Regions from separate parts of the Homo sapiens genome. Here regions 1 and 3 are each linked to region 2. Evidence: chromatin contacts called from ENCODE Hi-C or POLR2A ChIA-PET data. All regions are on one chromosome and are shown on one strand. Each heading gives the region's core, a stretch centred on a gene start or an enhancer-like site at or near the end of the contact. The rest is flanking DNA. Distances are from core to core; before and after follow the strand shown. Region 1 has its middle 130 kb from the start of MIR4280. Region 2 overlaps RASA1 (RAS p21 protein activator 1). Region 3 has its middle 95 kb from the start of MIR4280.

Region 1 (2,700 bases), core at 190-2,689, 360 kb after region 2:
CTGTCTGCCAATTATGGTGTCTGTGGTCATCTCTACATTGCCTCTCTTTCCATGTGTTTTCTTATCATCAAAGAGTTCACTATGGGTTTTTTTGCATGGCAGTGGGCTTCCATTATGGGTAAAAATAGGAAGTTGCAGGACTTCTTAAAGCCTAGTCACAGAAATCACACTTCTACCATATTCTATTGCCCAAAGTAAGTCATAGAATCAGCCCAGATAAAAAAGAGGGCAAATAAGTTTAACCACTTAATGGGAGGAGTGGCAAAGTTACATTGCAAAAAGCCATGCAAGATGGGAGGGATGGCCATTTGAGAAACCATCTATGACAAACATTTTCCATTTAATAGCTTTTAAAGAAAATCTTGATATTATGCCTCTGTTTGTATTCTTGCCTCAGGCCCTGCAAATATTAAGCATGTGTCTGTTTTTGTTCATCCAAATATCTACTTATTCCTGCACATAAATTCCCTTTTCTATACATAAAACACTCTATCCCTAATGAAGACATCCACCAAATCCCATCCAGTTCCTTCATTCAAGTCCAAGGTCTCTGAGTGATGTTCAGTCCTTTTCAACTAGTCTAAAGGTGACGATTCATTGTGTTCTGCTGACCTATAAACTAAAAGGCCAGTTATACTTCTTCCCTTGCATGTATTATACAATGGTGAATTAGAGTAGGTCCACTTTTCTAGGCATTGTGAAGGATAGAAATTGTTTCTCTTCAAGAAATCTGCTATTCAGTGAATGAAATAAGGGGTACACGCTGTCATTATAATATTGTTTCTCAAACTATACAGTATAATAGAAATTTCCATACAGAACAGGGAAAAGTGGAAAACACATGGAAATTGAGAAGGCAAACTCTCAGGGCAATTGAGTAAATATCTTGGTCAGTCTAGCTGGACGTTCAGGTTTTGTTCCCTGGGAGAATAGCCCTGTTTATGGTTCTCCATGGCCCTGAGCCTTATGTCTTGTTAATTATTTTTTTAGGAAGTGGGTGACGAATCGTGTGCTTTTTGTTTGTTGTCACACAGACTTTGTGGTCTCCTTGTTGCTGGTGCGAGGGATTTGGGGTTTCAGGGATTGCTCTAAGGTTCAAAAAGTCATGGGAATTTCATGGCTAAAAAGACTCCAAGGTCATTTTGCCATCGCTCGATTTCCTAAAAACTCTAGCTCTGATCTATTTGCTTCTGGTTATTGCCATGTAGTGGTAACCACTGCCGAAGATCTAGACATGACTCATAAGCTTGGAAAGTCGAAATTTTTATTAACTGGCCTCTGTGCTCTGTCTGTCCTTCTTGCTTCAACATAAGGGTGGTAAATTTGGGACCATCTGAGAGAGGAGTCATGGGTGGGGTGGCAATAGGCTTAATCTGGTCTTTGCTGCTGAAGCATTCAGCATACTTTGGGCATTAGTCATTGTGCTTTATAAAGGAAGTGAGAGTGTAGTCTAATCTAGAGAGTTGGTTGACTGAAGCTTTGTTACGAAATTTCCTATTACAGAATAAACTGAAAGTAATATAAATGGATTTCAGACTCTTTAACTTCCTATTCTTCTTTATTATTTGGTGAAACTATTAACCTGGAGTGGCTGAGATAAATATATCTGTTATGACTAGTTCCAGATACATGTAGTTTTCTTTCTCAAGCATCTACTTACTTTTGTCTTATTTCATTCTGCATGTAGTAAATTAAAGTTCAGATTTCGGATGCAGGGTTTTAAACAATTGTAATAATGAAGACTTTTTTTGTGTACTTTCAATGCCTTTCCATTGATGCCCCAAAACAGTTTCTCTCTATTTGTGTTACATTTCTGCTCTGTGTCTGTTTTATTATTTAACTTCGCGTTTACTTTCAAGGCTCTTTCCCTTGCATGACTTTTCTAAATCAGCACTGGTCAAGAGATATATAAAGTAATCCACATATAGAATTAATAAGTGTTCTAGTACCTTATTAGAAAGCATAAAAAGAAGTGGGAAATTAATTTTAATATACCTTTTAAAACAACATCAAAATTATTATTTCATGTAACCAATATAAAAATTATTGAGATATTTGATTCAAAATCTGGTGTATATCTTATCCTTAAAACACATGAAGATTTGGATTAGCAATATTTCAAGGACTCAATATATACAGAGTGTAGCTCTTGATCTTTGCACTAACTTGGGATGTAATTAGTAAATATTCATTATCAAATGCTCTTTTCTAGGCATTGTGAAGGATAGCAGTTGTTTCTCTTCAAGAAATCTGCTATTTAGTGAATGAAATGGAGGGTACACTCCAATATAAGTATAATATTGTTTCTCAAACCATACAGTTCTGGAAAACAAGAATTTGGGTCATTCTTGCTAGAAATAAATAAGTCCCTTTCAATTTTTTCTTTCTCTAAACAGGGAGGCAATATAGGGTAATTATGGTTTTTTCATTTGGAAAAATAATAGTAGATTCAGTGAAAAGTCCACGCAGATATTATAGGTACAACTTTCCATCTTTTGTGGAGAGTTTTGATAAGCCTGAGAGGGGCAGTCCAAGCCAGGTCAGTCTTCTGCTATGTATATCTTTGATGTGAAATTATCTTAGGAAAGGCTAAACGTTAGTCTTAGAAAAAAAATCCTCTCATCTATAATGAACTGAAGTAAACACCCTTGGTTTACTTCCCTGCAGTAAAGCACTTACATCTCTGGGGCTACAACCAGG
Region 2 (2,700 bases), core at 185-2,684:
GAGAATCGTTTGAATCCAGGAGGCAGGGGTTGCAGTGAGCAGAGATCGTGCCATTGCACTCCAGCCTGGGCAACAGAGCAAGACTCTGTCTCAAAAAAAAAAAAAAAGAAAAAATAACAAAAAAGAATTTGAAACTCCTGATATAGGTAGAGAGGAGACTTCAAACTAATACAAACAGCAGGGTACAGTCTCACTAATGGAATCTATTTTGTAGCTACAAGAAACAATAAAAATGAACTCAGAATATATCTTACATATTCCACTTACAGAAGGGTGAAGCATTAAACAAGGTGACTGCAAATGGAGTAGTCAGTTGAATGTTTTTATATTCTAATGGTTAGAAAACAGAAAAAGCAAACACTTGAGGCAAGCCTCAAGTTCCATCCCTAAATGCTGAAAGATAAGAAAAAATGTTGTACTGAAAAGATATTAGGAGATGAATAGTCTATTAAAATGTGAGTAAGAGAGAATTGGGATTAATGGTTCAGATCTTCAAAAGAAAACTTACATATACATAAAATCAGTCTGAAGATTATGAAAAAAAAAGACCTTGCTGAATCTTATTAAAATTGTGAAGAACCGTTATTTTGGGGGGATAAAAGATGTGGCTATAAAACAAGAAATACTATGAATAACCAAGAAATACTATGAATAATTTTAAAATGTGCCAAATTGTGACATTCATAATGTTATAAATGTAGTGTTTATTCAAAGTCTTCAGTGTGGTGATAAAAAGAGTTATATTTAGTTATCAGCTACCTTTTATTTAAAAACAAGACTTTATCACTAGATCCTTAAGAAAATATTTAGAAATCAGTTCCCTAAGCCAAATTTAAAAGTTAAGTCAGTCCAAAACCTTAAAAAACAATTTTTTTGGCCAAAGTTTTCCAATTAGTAAATTTACAATATAGATTTTTTTTTTCATTTTAATAATTAACACAAACTCACATTTTTCCTTCATGTGGATCTTCTTCCCGGCCCTAAAGGGAAGACATTAAGACAGTATTTTATATAATTAACTATTAATCAATTTTTATTAAAATTCATGAAAATCGTATCTGCAAACATATCCCCACACTATCCTTATTTATGTTTATATAAAAAAAGATGTTTCTGTTCAGTAAATATCTTTCCAAACCTCTCTTAATCTTTTCTTGTTGCCATTACCCTAACTCAGGCCCTCTTATCGACTTTTCTTAAACAACAGCCCAACTAATATAATTATGTCCTACTCCACCACTCTAATCTGGATACATCAGTTTCAACAGCAGCTGTGCCCTACATTAAGAAAAACCAAACAAAAAAAAAACACCTCTCTACTGCCTACAAATTTCTCATTCTGCAACTGAAGTCGTTTACCACAGGACTCAAGTCTACATTTCCTGTCTCATACTACCAATTGTTTTTTGGTTCCTATACCATGGTCACACATAACTTCCTATTTGCCAATCTCCCACCACTGTAGCTTGTACTTTTTGTTCTTAGAATGTACTTTCCACTTTTTGCTTTCTACTTGTTAGATAAATACCTAACCAATCTGGGAAGGAACTATCTCAAATGCTACCTCTTCAGTAAGACATTCTGAGCCCGTAAAAAGTGAACATCAACTTCTACTTTCAATATAAAAGACATCCCCCTTTTACTATGTTTTGAACTTTATTTTATTCTATATTCCTCTGATTTAAGATACAATAGTGTTACTCATTCCACTATTATGGAGAAAAATGGTCTAACTACATGTGGATTTACTTCTCACAATTTGGTCCTCACTCATTAAATACCTAATCAAACTAAAATCAAACACTCACTGAATGTTACTATATCCAAGGGAGTAGGCTTAAAAAAAAAAACTATAAAAATGAATAGCATTATCATTGTGTCACTGCCCAAAAGGAGTTAATCTCTTGTAGAAGAGTTTTACACAATTATTAATTTTAGACAGTGTAACAGAATGCAGAATTAGCAAGGTGCTATGGAAATACAGAAGGAAACAATTTTGCCTAAGAGACTCCAGAAAGGCATAAATCCTCTGTGAAACAGGGATGACATATGAACTGAGCTCATAAAGATGAATCAAATTTTACAAGGCAATCTATCAGGGCAAGAATGTCAAGGAAGAGGGAAAACTATAAACATAGAAACATTCATTTACTCAACAAACATTTTCTGAATGCCTACTAATGCCAGACACTATTCTAGGCAATGGTAATACATCAGTGAATCAGAGACAAAAATCCCTCCCCTCAGAGAGCATACATTCTAGAGTTAATACATGAAAGTATAAATGTGTTTGGGGAACTGTAATTAGAATTTTAGAAGGAGAAATTCCTTAAATCTAACCACTAACTGAATGCCCGAAACATCTTCACAGACTAGACAATGTCCAAATGGTTTTTCAATCTACAAAGAATTCACTACCCTCTAATAAAGCCCATCATGAAAGTTATTCTACATATTGGAGTGAAAATTGTTTATAAATGACGTGGAATTACTCCACTATTAATTTATAATGTTACTATATTCATTTTTAGCAACCACATCACATTATTCACTCATACTGAGTTGCTAACTTTTTCCTTGATCCCTTGTACTGATGTGAGGTCATGTCTCCTTATTCTGGTTTGGGTTGTTATTATTATTTTTCTGTATACATTGAGTAATTTTCACTTTTCTTTAAAGGTTATCTTGTTAAATTTGATC
Region 3 (2,921 bases), core at 129-2,628, 320 kb after region 2:
AAAAAAAAAAAAAAAAGATGTCGACATCTGCCACTGACTCTACTGCCAGATTTCTGTGAATAGATAATGTTTCTGTTACAACTGAGTCAAATCCCTCCCTATTTAATAGTATGGCGGGTTGAATTGTGTCCATGAAAGACATGTTGAAGTCCTAACTTATGGTACTTCTGAATGTAGGTCTGCAAATAGGGTCTTTGCAGATGTTATCAACTCAAGATGAGGTTATCTGGATTAGGATGTCACCCAAAGACTGGGATCTTTATCAGAGAAAGGAGAAAGATATTTGAAAACAGAGACAGGGAGACATACAGAAGGAAGAGAGCTATGTGACCACCAAGGCAGAGATTGGAGTGACTGCAGGAGTCATCAGAAATTAGATGTCAAAGAAAAATGCTTCTTTAGAACCTTCAGAGGGAGTGCAACACTGCTGACACCTTTATTTTGGACTTATAGCCTCCAAAACTGTGAGATCATAAATTTCTGTTGTCCTAAAAAATATTTAAAAGAAATCACAAAACAAAAATCAAATTAACTCAAAAGTAAGAAGAAACAATAAAAATAAAGGAATGAATCAATGAAATTAACAGCAGCAAAATATTAGAGAAAATTAATGAAGCCAAAACTTGGTTTCTGGACAAATAAGTGAAATTGGTAAGTCTTTACCTATATTTATCAAGAAAAAAACCTGAAAGGAACTCAATTGCCAATATCAGGAATTTTACCCCAAGATGGTGGATTAAAGGCTTTTAGCATACCTTGTCTACTTGGAAATAGCAAAATCGTGCATCTAAATTAACACTGTGAGGATTTATTCAAGAAGAAATATTAAGAATTCACCAAAAAAGTGAAGGATACTTCAGACACTTGGGAAAGAGAAGGTAGGCAAGCAGCCTGTGTGGCAGTGTTTGGCTGAGGAAAGTGTGTGAAGCCCCGATATGTGAGAGGGGGAGTTTTCTTCTGTCACTCACCTTTCCACTGGCTGTTTATGTAACCCAGGCTATGGGAGAGCAACTTGTTTCTCCCAAACCCTGAAGCTAACTTGGGGAGAGTCTGGGAGACTGAGAGAGAAAAAGGACACTGGAAAAAGCTGCAGGCATTTCCCAGACCTAGGGCTGAGAGGAAGATTCTGTTTTCAATCTGGGCTCATACTAAGTCAGTCATTATTTGATAAGCTGGCAGTGGTGGCTGCTGCAGGCATTTTAGTCTCTGGCCAGAGATTGGAGTACTTGGTTTGCAGAAGGAGACCAGAATGAGTATGGGGTGTGCTCCAGCCATTGCAGCTGGAACTGGGCTCTCTCACATCACAGGACGGAAGTGGGAGGAGACTTGCTGAAGCTGCAGTTTCTCCCAGGCAGTGAGATTTGCAGCCAGAAACAGCTTTGTGACCTGGGACTAGTCTGTGTGTGACATTGTTGGGTGCCCCAGCCTGCTGCCTTAGTCACCTTAGTCAGTTGAGGGAGTGAGCCCTACCGGTTCTGAGGAGAGGGAGGGAGGTGGTTCCCTCTCCACAGACTGGATTGGGAACATGGGCCACCCCTCCCTTCCTGTGCAGAGGTGGCTTCTCTACTCCTTGCCTGGTTATATCTCCAGGCATTTTTGCCTCCAGGCATTTGGTGTACCTGCTCCCACCCCTGCAGGGTTACTTGCCCTCTCTCCAGACTTGAGCTGAGACTGGTCCCACCCATCGTGGGACTCTGTCCTGCCCGGGCAGTCTTAGGCTTTCTATTTTTGCATCACTCAATCCTGAACAGACATTCACCAGAATGTGCTCAGACTGTGCTCAATTCTGACAACCACAAAAGGCTGACAGGATTCAGGGGAGCTGCAGAATTCCTGGAGGTCTAACAATTAAAGCAGATTGTCCCTGGGGGAGGAAGAGTACAGCACAACAAAGCACCCCTTGGGACAAAGGAGATTAGGGTGGCACTCTCCTGTGCTCTAAAGCTACTTGCTTGGGAGCTGAAAGTGATTTCATACCTCCCAGCACAGATGCAGGTGCAGCTCTGGGCTCTGTATGGGAGGATCATGGTTTTATCTCAGTGGCCAGGTGGCACCCGTGCTCAGAAACAGATATAAGAGGGGGACTTCTCCTCCCAGCTTCCCCCACCCACTGCTGCACACATAGCCTTGGCTATTCTCTCTTTTTTCTTTTCTTTTCTTTTCTTTTCTTTTCTTTTCTCTCTCTCTCTCTCTCTCTCTCTCTCTCTCTCTCTCTCTCTCTCTTTCCTTTTCTTTTCTTTTCTTTTTCTTTTCTTTCTTTCTTTTTTGAGACGGAGTCTCGCTCTGTCGCCCAGGCTGGAGTGCAGTGGCGCGATCTCGGCTCACTACAACCTCCGCCTCCCGGGTTAACGCCATTCTCCTGCCTCAGCCTCTCCGAGTAGCTGGGACTACAGGCGCCCGCCACCACGCTCGGCTAATTTTTTGTATTTTTAGTAGAGACGGGGATTCACCGTGGTCTCGATCTCCTGACCTCGTGATCCACCCGCCTCGGCCTCCCAAAGTGCTGGAATTACAAGCATGAGCCACCGCGCCCGGCAGCCTTGGCTATTCTTATGGGAGGTTGGTACAGTTGCACCTGTGGATGGCCATTCCAAGGCTATAATGGGCACTGCAACCCCATGGGTGGTGTGCCCACTGGGCTGGGCTTACAGAGTGGGCAGGGCCCTTCTCCCTCTCTACATGGAGCGGCTGCAGGAATGCTAATCAGACGAGCTGCAAAGCTATCTATGTTGCGCTGAGGGAAAAGGTCTTTCCTGAGGCCAATCTGTTGGAAAGCAACGGTACAGGTATTTTCCGTGACCCTCAGCTGCATGGCAGCCTCGAGATCAATGACAGTGTCCATCTGAACTGAAAGTGACAAGCCCCAGGATAGAGGTGGGGCTGGTACAGCAAGGTGACCCTCATCCCACACCCCCCACCAC

The links. Hi-C counts contacts between places; a loop is a spot of excess contacts on that map. ChIA-PET counts read pairs that join two places held with the same protein, here RNA polymerase II (POLR2A). Pooled maps may share reads with other maps.
Region 1: a pooled map shows a loop between it and region 2 (1.9-fold over the local background). The contact joins two enhancer-like sites. A Hi-C loop is called at or near these places in 1 of 168 maps with a recorded cell type or tissue (CD4-positive, alpha-beta memory T cell) and 7 of 50 pooled maps. POLR2A ChIA-PET finds 5 or more read pairs at or near these places in 3 of 52 experiments (H1, OCI-LY7 and PC-9).
Region 3: a loop to region 2 is called in a map with no recorded cell type, with 4 times the contacts of the local background. The contact joins two enhancer-like sites. A Hi-C loop is called at or near these places in 2 of 37 single-sample maps with no recorded cell type and 3 of 50 pooled maps. POLR2A ChIA-PET finds 5 or more read pairs at or near these places in 1 of 52 experiments (activated T-cell).

Annotation. Positions count from the first base shown.
Region 1 is chr5:86,978,655-86,981,354 of GRCh38, reverse strand. No RefSeq gene overlaps it. Among named protein-coding and RNA genes, the nearest start is that of MIR4280, 130 kb to the left of the region's middle. Within about 2 kb of position 1,439, at least 2 of the 41 ENCODE cell types and tissues checked have a DNase peak (open chromatin) inside an H3K27ac peak, as active enhancers do.
Region 2 is chr5:87,339,570-87,342,269 of GRCh38, reverse strand. It overlaps RASA1 (RAS p21 protein activator 1), which reads right to left. Exons shown (of 25, transcript NM_002890.3): 6 at 949-980. It also overlaps a transcript of CCNH not described here. Among named protein-coding and RNA genes, the nearest start is that of CCNH, 72 kb to the left of the region's middle. Within about 2 kb of position 1,434, at least 4 of the 41 ENCODE cell types and tissues checked have a DNase peak (open chromatin) inside an H3K27ac peak, as active enhancers do.
Region 3 is chr5:87,018,733-87,021,653 of GRCh38, reverse strand. No RefSeq gene overlaps it. Among named protein-coding and RNA genes, the nearest start is that of MIR4280, 95 kb to the left of the region's middle. RefSeq lists enhancers at 1,174-1,293, 1,324-1,383. Within about 2 kb of position 1,378, at least 12 of the 41 ENCODE cell types and tissues checked have a DNase peak (open chromatin) inside an H3K27ac peak, as active enhancers do.